Linked DNA regions of Homo sapiens: region 2 is linked to region 1. Evidence: read pairs that join two places in POLR2A ChIA-PET (ENCODE). Cell type or tissue: HepG2. All regions are shown on one strand. Each heading gives the region's core, and the rest is flanking DNA. Links, peaks and the distances in the headings are about the cores only. Region 1 holds the start of KPNA7 (karyopherin subunit alpha 7). Region 2 overlaps SMURF1 (SMAD specific E3 ubiquitin protein ligase 1).

Evidence for each region. Peaks named below come from ENCODE experiments on the same cell type or tissue, not always from the same donor. Only the 100,000 strongest peaks of a DNase experiment are listed, where the experiment ranks them.
Region 2: POLR2A ChIA-PET joins it to region 1 with 31 read pairs; 6 of 35 experiments call an interaction of 5 or more read pairs at or near these places.

What each region holds. Positions count from the first base shown.
Region 1 is chr7:99,205,661-99,216,785 of GRCh38, reverse strand. KPNA7 (karyopherin subunit alpha 7) reads left to right here and starts at 8,671. Exons shown (of 11, transcript NM_001145715.3): 1 at 8,671-8,758; 2 at 9,297-9,385. The coding sequence starts at 9,320. RefSeq lists an enhancer at 3,206-3,500 and a silencer at 3,206-3,500. In HepG2, for the core only: no CTCF peak of the experiment used is centred there; DNase peaks (open chromatin) are centred at 3,335, 4,855, 6,335 and 8,615; H3K4me3 peaks cover 1,093 bases.
Region 2 is chr7:99,093,311-99,104,435 of GRCh38, reverse strand. All of the region lies in intron 1 of SMURF1 (SMAD specific E3 ubiquitin protein ligase 1), which reads left to right. Among named protein-coding and RNA genes, the nearest start is that of SMURF1, 45 kb to the left of the region's middle. RefSeq lists enhancers at 715-1,914, 4,356-5,209, 5,210-6,064. In HepG2, for the core only: no CTCF peak of the experiment used is centred there; DNase peaks (open chromatin) are centred at 4,815, 5,255, 5,805 and 8,135; H3K4me3 peaks cover 2,306 bases.

The DNA.
Region 1 (11,125 bases), core at 1,812-9,811:
GTTCGAGACCAGCCTGGCCAACATGGTGAAACCCTGTCTTCACTAAAAATACAAAAATTAGCTAGGCATGGTGGCGCATGCCCGTAATCCCAGCTACTCAGGGGGCTGAGGCAGGAGAATTGCTTGAATCTGGAAGGTGGAGGTTGCAGTGAGCTGAGATCACGCCACTGCATTCTAGCCTGGGCGACAGAGCCAGACTCCATCTCACAAAAAAAAAGAGGGTGTTGGTAAGAAGCTTGGGAGCCTAGGGGACCTTGGGCATGGTAGGGTTCCTTGGCAGGGCCTCTGGTACCTGTCACACAGGGCAGGGGTCTTACAGTGTATAGGGAGCAGCTGAGCTGGCCTGAGACCCCAGGGATAAATAAAACCCCTAGGTGGATGACATTTGTCTTAATCACTAGTTCGGCTTTCTTGGGATCTCAAACTTGAAGAACCAATGAACAAAGGTACTGACTTGGGCCAGGTGCAGTGGCTCATATCTGTAATCCAAGCACTTTGGGAGGCTGAAGTGGGAGGATCACTTGAGCCCAGGACTTCGAGACAAGCCTGGGCAATGTAGCAAGACACCTGTCTTTCTAAAATGCAAAAAACTTAGCTGGGTGTGGTGGTGTGTGCCTGTAGCCCCAGCTCCTTTGGGAGGCTGAGGTGAGAGGTCATCTGAGCCCAGAAAGTCGAGGCTGTAGTGAGCTGTGATTGTGCCACTGCACTCCAGCCTGGATGGTGGGAGTAAGACCTATCTCAAAACAAAAAGGGGCAGGGTACTGACTTGGACTGTGTATAACTCAGTGCTTTTCTTTTTTTTTTTTTTTTAATTAGAGAAGGGATCTCTTGCCTAGGCTGGAGCGTAGTGGTGCAATCATAACTCGCTGCTGCAGCCTCAACCTACTGGGCTCAAGTGATCCTCCTGCCTTAGCCTCCTGAGTAGCTGGGACTGCAGTTGTACAGCAACCACCTGGCTATATATTTTTTTCATTTATTTGTAGAGATGGGGTCTCACTGTGTTGCCCCAAGTCTTGAACTCCTGGTCTCAAATAATCCTCCCAAACTGCTGGGATTACGGGCATGAGCCTCTGCCTGGCTGTCAACACTTTCTTAAGTAAAGAACGACAGGGCACCCAGCTCTCCTGGTCGCTGCCAACAGCCATGTGAAGGGAAAGAAGCGGAATCCGAGCTGTGACCAGAGAAGCCTGGAGAAGCAACAGGGATCTGCTCTGCCGCTGGGTTTGCAGAATGTCCCTACACGAAGTGATCTGCTAGCTCTATAACCTTCAACCCTCTCCCTAAAGATACCTCAAGGAGTGGGGAGGACCCTGTCTCATCTGCAGCTGAGCTTTCTCGGCTTCAAGCCATTTCCTGTGATATTTGGTTTGAAGGAAGGTGGCAAATGCCTTTTTTTTTTTTTTTTTTTTTTTTTTTGAGACAGTCTCGCTCTGTTGCCCAGGCTGGAGTGCAGTGGCACCATCTCAGCTCACTGCAACCTCTGCCTCCCGGGTTCAAGCGATTCCAGTGCCTCAGCCTCCCGAGTAGCTGAGATTACAGGCGCCCACCACCACGCCCAGCTAATTTTTGTATTTTTAGTAGAGACGGGGTTTCACCATGTTGACCAAGCTGGTCTCGAACTCCTGACCTTGTGATCCACCCACCTCAGCCTCCCAAAGTGCTGGAATTACAGGCATGAGCCACCGCGCCGAGTTTCTAATAGCCATGGCTTCCAGGTTGTGGCAGAAGGATGAGCAGTTCCCTTGGCAATGGTCTTAGAGCTGAGTGCTGTCTTGGGTTTTCCCAGAGGCAGGATTGCAGCCCCTTGTACCAAACTGGCCTCTTCCTCATGCATGCTCAGTCTCATTAACTGAGATAATTGTGCCATTGGCAACATGTGAAGCGTAGCAACAAGGTGGCAGCTAGAGCAGGTATTTCAGAAGTGGCCTCTATTGTTTCTGTTGCATGAAATGGGCTTTCCTCCTTTCTAACATCTCACCCCATGTGTTAAGTGCCACCCATAGTGGTGGCCTGCCTTCCCTCCCTCCCCTCCCCTCCCCTACCTCCCCTCCCCTCCCCTACCTCCCCTCCCCTCCCCTACCTCCCCTCCCCTCCCCTACCTCCCCTCCCCTCCCCTACCTCCCCTCCCCTTCCCTACCTCCCCTCCCCTCTTTCCTTTGAAACAGGGTCTCTCTTTGTTATCCAGGCTGGATTGCAGTGGCGTGATCTCTGCTCACTGCAGCCTCCACCTCCTGGGCTCAAGCGATTCTCCCTCCTCAGCCTCCCAAGTAGCTGGGACTACAGGTGCACACCACCACAACTGGCTAGTTTTTTTGTTTTTGTTTTTGTTTTTTGTTTTTTTTTGAGATAGGGTCTTGCTCTGTCACCCAGACTGGAGTGCAGTGGTGCGATCTCAGCTCACTGTAACCTCTGCCTCCCAGTTTCAAGTGATTCTCCTGCCTCAGCCTCCCAAGTAGCTTGGACTACAGGCACATGCCACCATCCCTGGCTAATTTTTTTTTTTTTTTGTATATTTTTAGTAGAGACGGGGTTTTGCCACATTGGCCAAGGATGATCTCAAACTCCTGACCTCAGAGGATCTGCCCACCTTGGCCTCCCAAGGTGCTGGGATTACAGGTGTGAGCCACTGCACTGGCCATGGTGGTGATCTCATGCTTTCCTAATTAGACCTTGTTACAGATTATTGGCTGCAAAGCTTGGACGCAGGAGTCAAATCTGATGTCCTGGTTCTGATACTTCACAGTTATGGGAACTTTGGGAAATGATGTCTGAGATGGCTCCTTCACCTGCAAAATGGGGATATTTTTACCTTAGTATTAGATGAAACTTCATTTAATCCTAAATGTCTAAAATTCTGGGCACATAATAAATGTTTTGGGCCAGGTGCAGTGGCTCATGTGCATAATTCCAGTGATTTGAGAGGTGGAGGCAGGAGGATCACTTGAGGTCAGGAGTTCAAGAACAGCGTGGGCAACACAGCAAGACCGCATCTCTGAAAAATGAAAACATTAGCTGAGTATGGTGGTGCATATCTGTAGTCCCAGCTACTTGGGGGGCTGAGGTGAGAGGATTGCTTGAGCCCAGTAGTTTGAGGCTGCAGTGAGCTATGATTGTATCACTGCACCCCAACCTGGGTGACAGAGTAAGACCCCATCTCTACAAAAAATTTAAAAAATTAGTGAAGTGTGGTAGCTTGTTCCTGTGGTCCCAGCTACTCAGGAAGCTGAGGTGGGAGGATCATTTGAGCCCAGGAGGTCAAGGCTGCAGTGAGTTATGATTGCTCCGCTGCACTTCAGCCTGGGCAACAATGAGACTCTGTCTCTCTCTCTTTTTTTTTTTTTTTTTTTTTTTTTTTAAAAGGCCAGGTGCAGTGGCTCACACATGTAATCCTAGCACTTTGGGAGGCCAAGACGGTGGATCATGAGGTCAAGAGTTTGAGACCATCCTGGCCAACATGGCAAAACCCCGTCTCTACTAAAAATACAAAAGTTAGCTGGGGGGTGTGGTGGTGTGAGCCTTTAGTTCCAGCTACTTGGGAGGCTGAGACAGGAGAATCACTTGAACCCGGGAGGCGGAGGTTGCAGTGAGCTGGGATCGACCCACTGCACTCCAGCCTGGCAACAGAGTGAGACTCTGTCTCAAAAAAAAAAAAAAATCCCTTTTGGCCATTGCTCCTTAAATAGGCCCATAATTCTTGTCTACTCCAGACTTATAAATGCCCTATGTCTCAACTCTTGGAGACCTAGAAATAGAATCTCATTTAAACCCAAATTTTGGTTCAACTGATGATCCTCTTGACATTGGTTATTCTGGTGACTAGGAATCTAGTTTTCAAGATGTTAAAAGGATACTGTGATCAATAGCAATGATTTTTTCTTTTCTTTTTTTCTTTTCTTTTTGAGACAGGGTCTCTGTCACCCATGCTGGAGTGCAGTGGCACAATCATGGCTCACTGCAGCCTTGATTTCTGGGGCTCAGGCGATCCTCCCACCGAGTATCTGGGACTATAGGTGCCCATCACGATGCCGGATTAATTTTTAATTTTTTTAATCTTTTTTGGTAGAGATAGGGTCTCACCATTTTGCTGAGGCTGGTCTCAAACTCCTGCCTCAAGCTTCTGCCTTGGCCTCCCAAAGCGTTGAGACTATAGGTGTGAGCCACTGTGCCTGGCCAATTTAGTCTTAAAAAGCAACGCTTCCTTATGGGGCAGAATTTGAGATTACTTAAAAGTAAGCCATGCATGGTGGCTCACTCCTGTAATCCCAGCACTTTGGGGGACCGAGGCGGGTGGGCCACCTGAGGTCAGGAGTTTGAGACCAGCTCAGCAATATGATGAAACCCCATCTCTACCAAAAAAAGAAAAAAAATACAAAAATTAGCTGGGCGTGGTGGCAGGTGCCTGTAATCCCAGCTACGTGGGAGGCTGAGGCAGGAGAATTGCTTGAACCGAGAGGTGGAGGTTGCAGTGAGCTGAGATCGCACCACTGCACTCCAGCCTGGGCTACAAGAATGAAACTCTGTCTCAAAAAAAAAAAAAAAAAAAAAAAAAAAAGGACACATGTGGATCGGACACCAGTGTTTCCTAGCCTGATCTCCCAGTGCTGAGGCTGTCTTGCAATGTTGTTCTCTTCCCTTCCCAGGTATACTGAGTTCTGATGTGTTGCTAGGAGTAAAGCTACCTCGAGCTTGAAGTTGTATTGAAGAAATCTAAAGCCTGAGATAGTCTTAAGCCAACTTGTGTGAGGGCTCCCTGGGCAGCAACCAAAGGACTCTGGATTCACTGAGGTCCCTTTGTCCACATTGGTTGGGGAGGAGGTCAACATGACTCACAATGATTGAGAGCTTCGTGAATGTTTAAACCAGGTGTCACCCTCCACCTCTCTGGCTTTGAGATCGGAGAGTGGGAGAGATTGGTCAATTCCAGGAACTAATTTGCATTTCCCAGGATCAGATTTGCAGACAAGGTATATAGGCTATTCTTTCCCAGGCTGTGGAGGAAACTAATGCTTTAAAGCAGGCAGAGCCACCAGGATCTGAAACCCAGAGGGATGGTGTGGGCTGTTGGTTTCCTCTGCTCTGAGGCTCAGCTGACATGCTCTCCTGTAGCTCCTGTCTTGCTGTGGGTGGCTGGAGCTTGATTTTAGGGACTTGTCCCTGGCGCAGTGACTACTGTTGCCAGCAGTGCCTCTGATACTAACTCTGTTGTTCTATCTCCAACTCCCTCCTTTGTCCTGGTTCTTTGCTAATTCTTCATTCTCTCAGGCCCTAATGTGAGCATCCTCAAGACTCGATCCTTGTTCTGATCTTGCATAGAGCTTGTCTCTCTTCTTACAACATCAGTCTTGGCCCTAAATTACTTTTTTTGAGACAGAGTCTCACTCTGTTGCCCAGGCTGGAGTGTAGTGGCTTGATCTAGGCTCACTGCAACCTCTGCCTCCCAGATTCAAGCGATTCTCCTGCCTCGGCCTCTCAAGTAGTTGGGATTACAGGCACATGTGCCACCACACCTGGCTAATCTTTGTATTTTTAGTAGAGACAGGGTTTTGCCATGTTGGCCAGGTTGGTCTCGAACTCCTGACCTCAGGTGATCCACCCGTCTTGGCCTCCCAAAGTGATGGGATTATAGGCATGAGCCACTGTGCCCAGCCAGCTCTAAATTCTCTGATGCAAATCTCCAAGTTGTCTGCACTGCCCCTTTCAAATTGATATGTCTGAATTAGTCTTTTCTACCAAAACTATTCTTGGCTGCTATTCACTGAAGACAAGAGTCAGTTGACTTTCTTTATCCAATTTTCTCTTTTCTATAATGTAGTCTGGACCATCTCGTATGGTCAGAAACAGATGAATATTACATACCTGTAAGAAATATTCCCTGCTGCCTTGTGAACATTCAAAGTTGGGGCCAGGTGCAGTGGCTCATGCCTCTAATCCCAATGCTTTGGGAGGCTGAGGGGGAGGATTGCTTTAGCCCAGGGGTTTGAAACCAGCCTGGGCAACATAGTGAGATCCCATCTCTACAAAAAATACAAATTAGCCAGCCTTGGTGACTTGTGCCTGTAGTCCTAGCTGCTCAGGAGGCTGAGGCAGGAGGATCACTTGAGCTCAAGAGGTTGAGGCTGCAGTAAGCCATGATTACACTATTTATTGCACTCCAGCCTGGGCAACGGAGCAAGACTGTCTCAAAAGCAAAACAAAAACACAAAAGCAAACTCCCTCCAATTTAAAAAAAGTTCAAACTTGGCCTGATTTGAATAACCACCTCTAACTGAGGGCCAACTCCCTGTCTCGTATCACACAGTACCCTCCCTTGACAAATATTTGAGTACCTACTTTGTCATGTGTTGTGAAAGAGGTAAGAAATCCCTGCCTAAGACACAGTACTGTTACCATGGGGAGTAGGAGGAGAGGAAGTTGGACAAACAAGAAAATATCAGGCAGTGGTTAAAGCTGAGAAGAAAATAAGACTGGGAAGACAGTTAAAAGGGCTTTCAGAGATGTTTAAGCAGAGACTGAATGAAGAGGAGCCAAGTGTGCAGAGATCCTGGGCAGAGCAGCTACTTCAAAGGCCCGAGTACAATGAACCTGGAACACTTGATAATGAAGCCCAGGGGTCTAGAACACAATGATCAAGGAAAGAGTTGTTGGAGGTGAAGTGGGCTGGGGCCAGTGCAGAAAGTGAATTTTCTTCTAAACTCATTGGGTAGCCAGGAGAGTTTTTTTAAGCAGGAGAGTTAGATCAGATTCTCCTTGATTTTTTCTTTTTTTTGTTTGTTTGTTTTGGAGACAGGGTCTGGCTCTGCTGTCCAGGCTGGAGTGCAGTGGTGCAATCGTGGCTCACTGCAGCCTTGACTTCCTGGGCTCCAGAAATCCTCCCACCTCAGCCTCAAGTAGCTGGGACTACAGGTATGTGCCACCATGCCCAGCTTATTTTTATATTTTTTGTAGAGACGGGGGTCTTGCTTTGTTGCCCAAGCTGGTCTTGAACACCTGGCCTTAAGCAAGTCTCCACCTTAACCTCTCAAGTTGTTGAGATTACAGGCATGAGCCACTGTGCCTGACTAATCAGATTTTTTTCTTTTTTTTTTTTTTTTTTTTTTTTTTTTGAGTTGGAGTCTCGCTCTGTTGCCCAGGCTGGAGTGTAGTGGTGCGATCTTGGCTCACGGCAACCTCCGCCCCCTGGGTTCAAGCGATTCTCCTGTCTCAGCCTCCTGAGTAGCTGGGACTACAGGTGCCTGCCACTACGCCTGGCTAATTTTGTACTTTTAGTAGAGACAGGGTTTCGCCATGTTGGTCTGGCTGGTCTCGAACTCCTGACCTCAGGTGATCCACAATCACATGTACTCTGTGCAAAGAACAGATTGGAATAAGGCAATGGGAGAAGCAGGGAGACCAGCTGGAAGGCAACTGCAGTAGTGTGGGTAAGAGGTGATAGTGGTCTGGACTGGGGTGGAGGCAGTCTACTGAAGGATTCTCAGTGACTTGTGCTTGAGACTGTCCTGACCCCATGTGCTGGTGCATTGGGTGTGGGGTTTTCCTGTTGCAGCCTTGGCGGGTCTCCTCACCACCCTGTACATATGCCTGATTTATAACTCCTCAGACACACCGTGTGAAAGCCTTCTTTTCTTTTTCTTTTTGAGACGGAATCTTACTCTGTTGCCCAGGCTCGAGTACAGTGGCGCAATCTCAGCTCACTGCAACCTCCGCCTCCCGGATTCAAGTGATCCTCCTGCTTCAGCCTCCCAAATAGCTGGAATTATAGGTGTCCGCCACCATGCCTGACTAATTTTTGTATTTCTAGTAGAGATGGGGTTTCCCCATGTTGCCCAGGCTGATCTCGAACTCCTGGCCTCAAGTGATCCATCTGCCTCAGCCTTCCAAAGTGCTGGGATTATAGGTGTGAGCCACTGCACCTGGCATGAAAGGCTTCTATATATGACAACCAGCCCATCTGCCTCATTTGAGGACCCAGTTGAAGCCAAAGCACTTTTAAAAGCTTTCCTTTACTGCTATGCCCAGCATTGGTGGTCTTGGTGCTCCCACAGTGTTCACAGCCTACTGAGCTGGTGTGGTGATGCTTATAGAAGCTGACTTCAGGTTCATGCCTGTAATCCCAGCACTTTGGGAGGCTGAGGTGGGTGGATCACAAGGTCAGGAGTTCAAGACCAGCCTGGCCAACGTGGTGAAAAGCCGACTCTACAAAAACAAACAAAACCAAAAATAAGCCAGGTGTGGCCGGGCACGGTGGCTCACGCCTGTAATCCCAGCACTTTGGGAGGCCGAGGTGGGTGGATCACGAGGTCAGGAGATAGAGACCATCCTGGCTAACACGGTGAAACCCCGTCTCTACTAAAAATACAAAAAAATTTGCTGAGCGTGGTGGCAGGTGCCTGTAGTCCCAGCTACTCGGGAGGCTGAGGTAGGAGAATGGCGTGAACCCGGGAGGCGGAGCTTGCAGTGAGCCAAGATTGCGCCACCGCACTCCAGCCTGGGTGACAGAGTGAGACTCTGTCTCAAAAAATAAATAAATAAAATAAATAAAAAGTGAGTCATGTGTGGTGGCTCATGCCTGTAGTCCCAGCTACTCAAGAGGCTGAGGTGGGTGAATCACTTGAGTCCAGGAGGTCAAGGTTGCAGTGAGCCGTGATTGTGCCAATGCACTCCAGCCCGGGTGACAGAGTGAGACTCTGATGCCAACAAGCAGGTCTTGCAGAAATAGGACATGGAGCTGAGAAGTCCAGACTGTTGTTCTTGCTGCCAGGTTGAGCCCAAGGGTTGGGGACGGGGAGTCTGTGCTGTGTATATGGGTTCTAACTCTCACTCAGCTTCTCTGGTCCCAAAAAATAAAAAATGCTGGCTGGGAGCGGTGGCTCATGCCTGTAATCCCAGCACTTTGGGAGGCCGAGGTGGGCGGATCACAAGGTCAGGAGTTCAAGACCAGCCTGGCCAACGTGGTGAAACCCCGTCTCTACTAAAAAGACAAAAATTAGCCGGGCGTGGTGGCAGGCGCCTATAGTCCCAGCTACCTGGGAGGCTGAGGCAGGAGAACCACTTGAACCCGGGAGGCGGAGGTTGCAGTGAACTGATATCCCCCCACTGCACTCAAGTCTGGGCAACAGAGCGAGACTCTGTCTCAAAAAAAAAAAAAAAAAAAAAAAAAAAAAAAAAAAAAAAAGCTAGCTTCCTGGGTCTGCCCTTTGCTCCACTGTGAGCCCTTTAAGGGTTAGAGCCTTATGATACTGACATAATAACCCACACAATGGGCACTGAAAATTTCTTTGTTGCTGTCCAACCTGCAGGTAACTTACTACTTCCAGTCAATATGCCGACCTTAGATGCTCCAGAAGAGAGGCGGAGAAAATTTAAGTACCGAGGCAAAGATGTGTCTGTGAGTATGAAGCACCCACCTGCTTCTATTGGGGACCAGTGCAATCTGCATAAAAAGCGGGGTGAAGAGACCAGGCGCGGTGGCTCATGCCTGTAATCCCAACACTTTGAGAGGCTGAGACGGGCAGATCACAAGGTCAGGAGGTTAAGACGATCCTGGCCAACATGGTGTAACCCCGTCTCTACTAAAAATACAAAAATGACCTGGGTGTGGTGGCTTGTACTTGTAATCCCAGCTACTTGGGAGGCTGAGGCAGGAGAATTGCTTGAACCTGGGAGGCAGAGGTTGCAGTGAGCTGAGATCAGGCCACTGCACTCCAGCCTGGGCGACAAGAGAGAAACTCCATCTCAAAAAAAAAATAGCGGGGGGCAGGGAGGTGGTGGAGAGATGGGTTGAAAAGGCAAATATAGCAAAAGATTCTTTAGATAGATGACTAGGTGTTTCCCTGAATTATCCTTCCAACTTTTCTGTATGTTTGCTATTTTCATCATAAAATATTAAAGGTGGAGAAGACAAAAGCATGTGGACTTAGGAGCCAGACAACTGTGGAATCAAATCAAAGTTTCCGTGGAATCTTGCAATTATTTAATTTCAGAACCCCAGTTTCTTCATCCATAAAACAGGGCTGCTTAGCTGGGCATGGTAGCTCATGCCTGTGTTCCCAGTACTTTGGGGGAGGCCAAGGTGGGAGGATCGCTTGAAGATAGGAGTTCTAGACCAGCCTGGGTAACATACCAAGACCTCCAACTCTACAAAAACAAAAAATCGGCCAGGTGTGGTGGTGTGTGCCTGTAGTCTCAGATACTCTGGTGGCTGAGGCAGGAGGATTGCTTGAGCCCAGGAGTTCAAGGCTGCAGTGAACTGTGATTGTGCCACTGCACTCCAATCTGGGTGACAGAGCCAGACCCTGTCTCTAAAACAAAACCAAATAAAAAACCAGGCTGGGCTGGGCATGATGGCTCACACCTGTAATTCCAGCACTTTGGGAGGCCAAAGTGATCACTTGAGGTCAGGAGTTCGAGACCAGCCTGGCCAACATGGTGAAACCCTGTCTGTACTAAGAATACAAAAAATTAGATGTGCATGGTGGCGGGGGCCTGTAATCCCAGCTACTTGGGAGGCTGAAGCAGGAGAACTGCTTGAACCTGGGAGGTGGAGGTTGCAGTGAGTCGAGATTGTGCCACTGCACTCCATCCAGGCGACAGTGTGAGACTTCGTCTGAAAAAAATAAAAAACCAGGCTGCTATTTATCTCCGAGGAGCTGGATTGCTTCCTCAAGGGCCAGTATACAGGTGTTTACAGCTGCTCACGTCAATGAGGCTTACCAAGGAGCTAAAACGTTAGCATATAGGTATGGCCAACAGGCATGCCTTGTAGAAATAGGACTTGGAACTGAGAAGTCCAGGCTGTTCTTGCTTCCAGGTTGAGCCCAAGGGCTGGGGACGGGGGGTGTGTGCTGTGTATATGGATTCTAACATTCACTCGGCTTCTTTGGTCACATAGTTTTGTGTTGCAAGCTCTGTCCTCCATCTCTGTATCTTTTTATTTTTGAGATGAAGACTTGCTTCATAGTCCAGGCTGGAGTGCAGCAGTGTGATCTTGGCTCACTGCAACCTCTGCCTCCCAGGTTCAAGCGATTCTCCTGCCTCAGCCTCCCAAGTAGCTGGGATTACAGGTGTGCACAATTACGCCTGGCTAATTTTTTGTATTTTTAGTGGAGACAGGGTTTTGCCATGTTGG
Region 2 (11,125 bases), core at 1,388-9,387, 110 kb after region 1:
AGGCTCCAGAACCAGGCACTTAGCCATTTCACTGTCCTTTCCCTGATAAAGACAGAAAGGCTCTAGAGGAAAAAGTAGTAATAGCAGTTATAGCTGGGTAGTGAGATCATGGATACTTTTATTACTATTTATTTCTTCTGATTTCTATGAGCATATGTTACCTCTATAGTGACCAAAATGATTCTTAAGTTATTGTAAAAATATAACGTTTTAGAATACTTTTCTTCCAGTTGAAAAGTTATGTGTCCCGGCGGGGCACCATGGTTCATGCCCATAATCGCAGCACTTTGGGAGGCCGAGGCAGGCGGATCACTTGAGGTCAGGAGTTCTAGACCAGCCTGGCCAACATTGTGAAACCCCATCTCTACTAAAAATACAAAAATTACCCAGGCGTGGTGACGCACGCATGTAATCCCTTGGGAGGCTGAGGCACGAGAATTGCTTGAACCCGGGAGGCAGAGGCTGCAGTGAGCTGAGATCGCACCACTGCATTCTAGCCTGGGTGACAGACTGAGACTCCATCTCAAAAAAAAAAAAAAAAAAGTTGTGGCCCGGAGATATCCATCACAAATTGCTTTTCATATATGACAAGAAAATTTCAAAAATTGTCTCCATCAATATATGAATTTTCTCTTTGAAGTTTTGTGTCCTACTGTGTGTGTTTATTGTAGACAGGACAAGCAATTTCCATCATTGAAACCAGAAAACATCTTTGGAATTTTAAACTCAGTGTTGCTGTATTTTGGGGATTACATAAAAGCATTGATAAAATAAGTTGTGCTTTAAATGGAAGATTTAAATCTGTGAAGCTTTTTAAGATTGTGTTTGTCACGTCTTGGCACACATTTCTTGTTTGTAGAGTCTGGTTATGAAAAGACTCTGGTTTCCATATGTATATTTAAAATACTCTGAGTCATGGATTCAAATGAGTAATTGACATAATATGTCCATCAGATTCCTGCTTTGTCATACCGTCACATAAGGGGAGTACATTTATTTTAGTAATTGTAATAGTAAACACAGTTAATTAGCAAAATGGTATTCATTTTAAATACCTTTCCCCGGTGTCTTTTATAACTTTCCAGAAATTGCTTTATTGGAATGAAAATGTGTTTGATTTCACAGGAGGCTTAGGAAAAGGGCCACATGTGTATGAACACAGGCGTATGTATACAGTGCTGGGAGTGGTGTATACATAGGTGTTTAGAGATTAGAAGCTCCATGTCTCTATTTCTTCCTCCTTTTTGCTAAGTCTCAACTCAGAATCTGAAACCACATTGATTGTAAGATGTACAATTACATGTGCCACCAAAAAAGAAAAAAAATTGATTGTAACCGGGTGTGGTGGCTCATACGTGTAATCTCAGTACTTTGGGAGGCTGAGGTGGGTGGATCGCTTGACTCAGGAGTTTGAAACCAGCCTGGGCAACATAGTGAGAACCTATTTCCCCTAAAGATAGAAAAATAAGCCAGGCATGATGGCACGCACCTGTGGTCTCAGCTACTTGGGAGGCTGAGGTGGGAGGATCGCTTGAGCCCTGGAGACGCACTGCTGTACTCCAGCCTGGGTGACGGAGTGAGACTGTGTCTCAAAAACAAAAAAACAAAAAAACCAAAAAAATGCAGTTGTAAGATTTACAATTACGTGCACCACCAAAAGAGAAAAAATGCTATGAATCAAATAATGTTGATGCTTTCTAATTATCTATAACCTTTACTTATAACATTGAAAGAGCCACTTATTTAAGTATAGATTTTTTGCATGTGTTATTCTTGTATATACATAATTTAAAAGTATAAGAAAAATAGATTAAGGAATTCTTAACATTTCTTCACAGTCAGTGTCCATCTCTTCTGAATCATCCGTTTGACACAGAATCAACAATATTTGTATTTTCACATAATGAGTAATCAAAGTGTTGACAAGGCAGCTTTTCTGGAAGAGGGCTCTGTAAGTTTTTTTAAACAGCTATATTAAGATAGAATTCACATACCATATAATTTGCCCCTTTAAAGTGTAAATATCAGTGGTTTTGGGTATATTCAGTTATTCATTTTGTAAATTTGGCAAAATACACATTATAAAATTTGCCATTTTAACCATTTTAACTATTGAGTGGATAAATTCTCTTTCAAAACTCTTTAGAGACAGATGCGTAGGATATTAATATGTACAAAGAACAACAAAATATTGAAATAATTTCATCATAATATTAGGGAGATTTTAGAATGTATAAAAATATAAAAATTCCATGTTACTATGTATAGGATCCTATTTTACCTATCTTTTATATATAGTACAAATTTAAGTGGAATCAAAATGTGTAATCCTAGTATGCCCATATAAAAGGGTAGCCAATATACAATGCCTTGTCTTTGAAAATTTCAAATGTGCATCATAATATCACATTAAAAGTCTTTGAATGTGCCTAGACATGGAAATGCAAAATAAGAAAAATGAAATTATTCCCTTGTTTTGTATGTATCTTTTTTTTTTTTTTTGAGACGTGGTCGTGCTCTGTCGCCCAGGCTGGAGTGCAATGGCACAATCTCGGCTCACTGCAACCTCCGCCTCCCTGTTCAAATGATTCTCCTGCCTCAGCCTTCCCAATAGCTTACAGGCGCACACCACCACGCCTGGCTAATTTTTGTGTTTTCAGTAGAGATGGGGTTTCACTACAGTGGCCAGGCTGGTTTCCAACTCCTGACCTCAGGCGATCCGCCTGCCTCGGCCTCCCGAAGTGCTGGGATTACAGGCGTGAGCCACCATGCCCGGCCGTGTGTATCATTTTTTTCCCTTGAGGGTGAGATTAAAATGTCTAGACCTTTAGATGTGGAATTCCCACCTCCATTTACGAAAAGTGATTACACATTGGGCAATAAATTAAATCTATTTATTGTGTTTCAGTTTGAAATTTAATTGTGCATGTCTCTGGTAGGGTATTTTTTTGCTGTTTAAATCTCTGCTCCAAATATGAGCCAGGAACACTGTAGCTCAGTTTTAAAATTAGTAGAAACTGCATGTTACATGAATGGAACATTCTTTTTTGTTGTTGTTCTTTTTGAGACAGGGTCTTGTTCTATCACCCATGCTGGAGTGCAGTGGTGCAATCATAGCTCACTACAGCCTCGAGCTCCTGGGCTCAAGTGATCCTCCCACCTCAGCCTCCTGAGTAGCTGGGACTACAGGCACACACCACTGCACCCAGCTAATTTCTGTATTTTTTTGTAGAGATGGGATTTTGCCATGTTGCCCAGGCCGGGGATGGGACATTCCTTTCACTATTCCCTACCCCCCCATATTTCTTCAGAACTTAATAATAGTTTTGTTCCTTATCAAGAACCAAGTTCATTGGTAGCCTCCCAGAAAACTGGATTCAGTTCTAAAATGAAGAGATGGCTGGAAAACTTATCGAATGCATTTAAAAATTGGTCACCTTTTCCTCCATTTAAGAAAAGTCTCAAAATCACTTCATTATGTATAGTGTTCTTTTCTCCACCTTGCTTATCTCTGAAACACTCTTTCTCGGCTTTGGATTTAAAATTTGGTAAGAATTATTGTATCTCTCTTTGACTCTGAATATTCTTGTTGCTTTGTAAGATGTATATGTCTAAATTTCATCTCTTCACTTCACATCATGAAATCTTCCTTCTCTAGTCTTCTGTTTTAAGTCTCAGTTTGACTGTTGATAGAATGTTTCCAGTATTAACTTATAAGCTATGACTATGAGTTGATAACTGTTGTTTTAACAAAGATACAAAATTTATTCAAATAAATCTGCTTTAGTCTCCTGGGAAAGCTGGATATATATTTCTGTGATGTTGGGCTGAGAATTCTGAACTGCATTTTTATTTTTATTTTTTTATTTTTGTTTATTTTTCAAGATGGAGTTTTGCTCTGTTGCCCAGGCTGGAATGAAGTGGTGCGATCTTGGCTCGCTGCAACCTCTGTCCCCAGGTTAAAGCGATTCTCCTGCCTCAGCCTTCTGAGTAGCTGGGATTATAGGCGCCCGCCACCATGCCCAGCTAATTTTTGTATTTTTAATAGAGACGGGGTTTCACCATGTTGGCCAGGCTGGCCTCTAATTCCTGACCTCAGGAAATCCACACTCCTCGGCCTCCCGAAGTACTAGGATTACAGGCGTGAGCCATTGGGCAGGGCCGGAATGGCGTTTTTAAATTGAAATTAACTGCTGGATGCGTTCTTACTTTCTTACTAGGTAGAGTACAACATCTTTCCTTTTGCTTAGTTTATATTGTTAAAAGTATATATTTGGCATTCTGGGGTCAGAGCATTTTGCTTTGCAGCTTTTTTTTTTTTTTTTTTAACTTTTCCCACTAAAGGTTTTAAGATTACTGTAAATGTGATAAGATGAACACACACAAAAAACCTGTGAGAACCAGGATTCTCCGGGGATTTGACTGTATATTTGGAATGCTGTGAAAGGCACTGGTGGCTGTCCTAGTTCGTTTAGAGTTGCTGTATCAGAATACCTGAAACTGGATAGTTTATAAAGTAAAGAGGTTTATTTAGCACATGATTCTGGGGGTTGGAAAGTTCAGGACTGAGCATTTGCATCTGGGGAGGGCCTTAGACTGTTTTAACTCATGTTGGAAAACAGAAGTGGAAATGATGTGTGCAAAGAAACCACATGGCCAGAGAGAGAAACCAAGGAAGCCAGACTCTTCTGAACAACCCACCCTCTTGGGAATGAATCCATTCCGTGAGAGTGAGAACTCACTCCCGTGGGAAGGCATTAATCTATTCATGAGAGCTCCACCCCCATGACCCAGACACCTCCCAGTAGGCCCATAGGCCCCACCTCCCACCGCTGCCACAGTGGGGATCAAATTTTAACATGAGTTTTGGTGGGGACAGACCAAACCACAGCAGTGGTCTTGCCAGCGTGTACATGATAATGGCATTTCCCCCCCTATCCTGGGAAAGGAATTACTGCACGGACCTTAGAAAGCAGATAAACCACTCTGTAAGAAATTAGGTATTTTCTTCTTAGAATCAATTCAGTTCAGTGTTACTGTTCTCTTTTATGTGTTAGACCCTGTGTTAGATACTGTGGAGTGACAGCAAAGCAATGTAAAACCTCCCTCGACTATTGAAACAGCCACCAAAGAGGTCAACTTCCTGCCTCCTGCCTCTCTCCATTCCTTCTCATTTTCTACTCCCGTGCCAGAGTTTATAGCTTTCCAAAAAAAAAAAAAAAAAAAGTAGTAGTGTTTGGCTCCTCATTGCCTCCAGGGCAAAGTCCAAATTCCTTAACATTGCATAGAAGACCTTTTCTCATCGGGCTCTAGTCTCCTCTTGTTCCTGAACCAAACCTTCCATAGAAACACATTTCCCTGAATGCATTCTGCCTCTCAAACATGTCTTTACACATGTTCTTTCTATAGAATGATCTACTCCCTAGTTACTCCTTCTTGTCTTCCCATCACAGTGTCTTCATAACGCTATTCACATTATTTATTTCCTTGTCTTTGCTGCTGCCAAAGATGAAAGGAGGGATCTCAATCATTTCCATTCCAGGGCCTGGCACAAAGCGCTTATTAAATGTTGTTTTCAGTGAATGATGCAGAGTAACCTCCTTAAAGGATCTTATAATTTAATGAGGAGGGAAGATGATCAGAGGGCCGAAAGTCACTAACATGTGTCTGAATGGAAATAGTGTATTATTCAGCTAAATTCTGCAGTTTCCCTTGACCAGACATAGAACAAATATAAATCTGTCCAGTTTTAGTTGCCCCATAGCTTAGTGTTTGGTGACATTTCTCAGTGCACTGTGGTGCTATTTTGTATGCTGCTGTTCTTTGTCAATGAAGCTCCAAGCAGAGGGCTTGTGAATACGGAGCTAAGGTTTGTTGCAATGGGGAAGAAATATGAGTCAATTAGTGATGAAAATGAGAAAATGCACTGTTCGATATCATAGGCATGATCTTGTCAAATTGAAAAAAGTTCTCTTTACACTGTGAGACCATTCTGTCTTTTGTTATTATATGCATACTTCTCTCTCTTTGATTAGAGTCATTTTTTTTCCCTCCCAGCCAGTTAACATGTTCATAAACAGAGGTCCTTCTAACTCAGTTACCTTTTGTAATGCCCATAGGAAAATGCTCATTTTGGGGTTAAAATCTTATCGTCTCCCCTGCTTCCATCTCAGTTTCTTTACCTTACCAGAAAATTAGGTAATTATCTGTTAGATTTAAAATGTGAGGATCAGATTTAACTCCTGAAATAAGGAGAAGGGTGTAGATGATTTTGTTTATTCTTATAGCAAATTTAGCTTTATTGTAGAATTACTTTATAATAATTTACTAATTGGGATTTTTTTCTCCGTTTTATGTGTTTTCAATAAAAGCAGTTCTTGATGTTGACAGTGAAAATTTTGCTGGTGGCTAACTTGGGTTTTGTCTGTTGAAAAAGATCTTCATTTTTCTCTTGATTCTTAAAAGCTATTTTTGCTGGGTAGAGAATTCTAGGTTAGCAGTTATTTTCTTGAAGATATTTCTGTCTTCAAATCTTCACTGTGGCATTTCAGAAGTTGGTCACTCGTACTTGGAAAGTAATCTTTCCTTTTTCTGTGGCTGCATTCAATATTTTTATCTTTGTATTTCACTTTCTGCAGTTTCACTGTGAAGTAACCAGGTGTGTATTTCTTTTCATTTATCCTGTTTGGGCTTTTTGAAGTGCATTACTGTCTTCGAAGCCATTCATTACTGTCTTTGTTTTGTGTTGCTATAACACAATACCACAGGCTGGGTAACTTATAAATAAAAGAAGTTTATTTCTTACAGTTCTCGAGGCTGGGTAGTCCAATATCAGGGTGCTAGCATCTGGCAAGGGCCTTCTTGTGGCGTCATTCCATAGTGAAAGATGGAAGGGCAAGAGAACATGTGTGAGAGAGAGAGCAAGAGATTGAACTCACAGCCTCGAGCCCTTTTTTAATGTCATCAATCCATTCATGCGAGTAGAGCCTTCATGACCTAAATATCTCCCATGAGGTCCACCTCCCAGCACAGTTGCATTGAAGATGAAGTTTCCAACATTTACTCCTTGGGGTGCACATTCAAGCCACTGCAATCACTGTTGAAAATTCGGAGCCGTGACCTCTTTCACTGTTGTTTTTGCCTCATTCCCTCTCTCTCCCCTCTTTTTGGTACTCAGTGAAGCTCAAGTTAGAGTTTATGATTGCAATGGTTCATTCTGCTTTCCTTTTAAAATTTCTTAAGGTAGAAGCTTAGATGCCTGATTTGCAACTTTTTTCTTTTCTAATAAAAACATTTAATCTTATAAATTTCATTCTAAGTTTAGCTGAATCTCACAAACTTTTTTTTTTTTCTTTCAGTTCAAAATATTCTCTAATTTCCTTTGAGACCTTCCCTGTCACCCATGGATTATTTAGAAGTGTGATGTCTACTATCCAAGTGTTTGAAGATTTTCCTGTTATTTTTTCACATTGCTTTCTAGTTTAATTCCATTATGGTCAGGAACATACATCGTATGACTCTAGTCCCTTTCAGTTTGCTACGATTTCTATTATAAATGTTCCATTTTGTACTTGAAAAGAATATGTACACTGTTGTGGTTGAATGGAGTATTCTATAAATGTCAGTTTGATCCCGTTAGTTAATGGTGTTCAGTTCTTCTATATATATCCTTGCTGACTCTGTCTACTAGCTCTGTCAATTGCTGATTAGAGTTTTTACGTCTCCAGCTGTAATTTTAGATTTGCCTCTTTCAATTCTGTCAGTTTTTGCTTTATGTATTTTGATGCTCTATTGTTAGGTACAAACACATATAGGATTGTTATATCTTCTTGGTGAATTGACCCTTTTATTATTATGTACTGTCTTTCTTTATCTCCCACACTTTTCTTTCTCTGAAGTTGAATATTAATATAGCCATTCAGGCTTTCTTATGATTAGTGTTTGCATGGCATATCTTTTCCTCCCATGTGAGTTGCAATTTCGCTGGTTCTTTATATGCTGAGTAATTTTGGATTTTATCCTTGACATTTTGGTTATTATGTTCTGAGACTCTGTGTCTTGTGTAAATACTGTGGAGAATATTGACGCATTTGTTTAGCAGGCATTGACCTAGTTGAGCTCAGGGCATGTGTTCTGTTCTAACTAGCCTTTTGCGGGTTGTGGTTTCAATGTCACTTGTTTTCAAAACCTTTGCAGTGCTATTTGTTACCTGTCTGTATTTTACCAGGTGGCCACCTGGAGCCTGGTTGGTGGTTTACCCCATGATTTAGGCGTCCTGGTCATTTGTAGGTGAAAGTTGTTCACAGTAGACCAAGGTTTGAGATTTTCTTGGTCACTCAGCTGAGGTGAAGCTGGGCTGCTGTCTGAACTTGTACCCTCAAGGTGCTGCCCCTTTGAAGGTTAGCCCACACTGATAGGTAATGCCCCAGGACCCCATTCTTGGAAGTTAAAGGACTCCAGCCCTCATCCTCCAGACTCTAAAAGGACTCCTTTCAGCAAATGTGACCCTAGGGCCAAAAAAGCAGCTGGACATCTGGGTTTTCTCCAGGCTCAGGCACTGATCTCAGGCTTCTAGACTTCAGAACTGTGAGACGATACATTTCTGTTGTTTAAGCCACTGAGCAGATGGTACTTTGTTATGGCAGCCCTAGCAAACTAATGCTAAGTGCGCAATTCTCATCTCCCCCAGGCCCCCGTGGCTAAGTTGAGATCTTTAAGAAAACATATTCTTTTAGGTCCTTAAATTTAACTTCGAGTACCTAGTCCATTGCCTGTGCATAGGAAGTAGGCACTTGATAAATACTCACTGGTGTTTCTGCTGTGATGGAAAATTTATGTCCCTGAAAAACCATACATTCTGCACAACAATACACTAAAAATAATAAGTGTCTTGTGGGAAAAGTAAGATTATAGCTGGTCTCTCAAAATCATTGCAACTTGGTAACTACTAGCAAAAACCATAATTGCTACCTTAAGAGATTATCTGGACCACCCAAGCAGGCATCTCAGTGTGGCTGGATGTTGCTAAAATGGATACTAAAATATACAAAAAAACAGTCCGCCTGCGGTGGCTCACGCCTGTAATCCCAGCACTTTAGGAGGCTGAGGTGGGTGGATCACCTGAGGTCAGCAGTTCAAGACCAGCCTGGCCAACATGGTGAAACCCCGTCTCTACTAAAAATACAAAAATTAGCCGGACATGGTGGCGCATGCCTGTAATCCCAGCTACTCGGGAGGCTGAGGCAAGAGAATCTCTTGAACCTGGGAGGCGGAGGTTGCAGTGAGCCGAGATCGCGCCATTGCACTCTAGCCTGGGTGACAGAGTGAGACTCCATCTCAAAAGTAAAATAAAATAAAATAAAATAAAATAAACAAAAACAGCAACATGGAAACCTGGCAATGCTTGAATTGGTACATGGGCGGTGGATGTTGAGACAGTGCACACAGAAGTGGAACTCTGAGCCCTGGGCCTCCTGTGATAGTGGCCATTGATGGAGCCAGTGCAGGTAGCCAAACTGAGGGAGCCTCTGGCTGGCTGTGGGTGCGCTGTCTGGGGAGTGGGACCCAGCTGTAGGCTGTTTGACAGCGTGGCATAAAATAATTTTTTGCATGAAACTTTTAGTCATGAAACTGCAAAACTGCTTGGGACTTGGGTGCCATTTCTAAAGGGCTCTGACAATTTGGCAATGATTTAATGTCATTATAGGGTGGTTGCTTTGTTCTTAAAATACAGCTTCTTGCTAAGGCCAAGTTAGGTGACAGTTTTTTTTTTTTTCCTTTTCTTGCCTAAGATTTTCATTTCACTCCCTCCACTTTTTTGCTTAGGAAACTCTCAAATGAATCAGTGTGACTTCCATGCTATAAGATGTCACTGCTACTTACCAATCAAACATGAGCTCATCTGTGTTACAGAAGCAGAACAGAACAGATGGTATTTGAATTAAGTTGAATTCCCTTTTGTACTGCTTATATTCATTTGTTAGTCTCCTGGGCTTATGATAAATTCAAGTGACTTCAGATGTATTGAGTTAGCCAGAGCTGTATATTTAAAATTACCTGTGGAGTTATTTAAAATTACCTGTGGAGTTATTTAAAATTTAAGTTGATATATATTGCCCTAAACTTGTTCAAAATTTGAATTAATTCATTGAAACATTCAAAAATTGAGTGTTTTCAATTAATAGAGACATTCTCTTTGTGATATAGAAAGCTATTCGTTGTTCTTGTTGACTTTTCTTTCTTACAGAAGAGGTTGTTTATAAATTTTTAGTGTGATCCTAATTGTATTTCTAATATTTTTGGTTTGGTTCCCTAAAATAGTTAAGGTCACTTTTAGGTAACAATTAGCGGACTTTAATTTTGACCATATATAGTTACACACACATCACGCACACACACAAATACAGTTTCAAATAATTTCTTTTAATTGATTTCAGTCTTGTTAATCTTGTGCGTAAATTTCAACTGAGCTATTAATGACACCTACGACTGACTTTCATTATTTGTTAGTTTTGAAAATTCAAATTAATATATTACAACATAGAAAGTCTATCAAATCTTGAACATTTAGATTGTAAAGCTTTTTGTTTTAGCAAATTTACTTATGATCAATTTATAATTGAAGAATTGGCTTCTAATCCCATATATAGTTTTTTAAAATTGAAATTATATATATATAGAAAAGTGCATATATAGAGTGCCATACTTTGTCATAGGTTAAGTTTTCTAAATAAGGAAAGTGTCTTAAAGAGAAACTCTTTATACAAGGAGGAAAGTAGTCATAAACTATTCTTAGTTTGGCATAAAATGATTTTTTTTTTTTGCATGGAAATTATAGGCGTAAAACTGCAAAAATTGCTTAGGACTTGGGTGCCATTTCTATAGGACTCTGGCAATTTGGCAATAATGTAATGTCATTATAGAGTGGTTGCTTTGTTGCATTTTATTGACTTTTTAGTGATAAATTCCAGGAGAATCTTTATTTTCCAGGATAAAACTCAATGTGGCGTTAATCCTTTCCATTTTCTCACCTCCTTTGTGTAGCTAGAGCTGAAAGCAAAGTAGGAGAGTGGCTTTGAAAAGGAAGGAAAATAAATTTGACAATGATCAAAAACGCCAGGCTGAA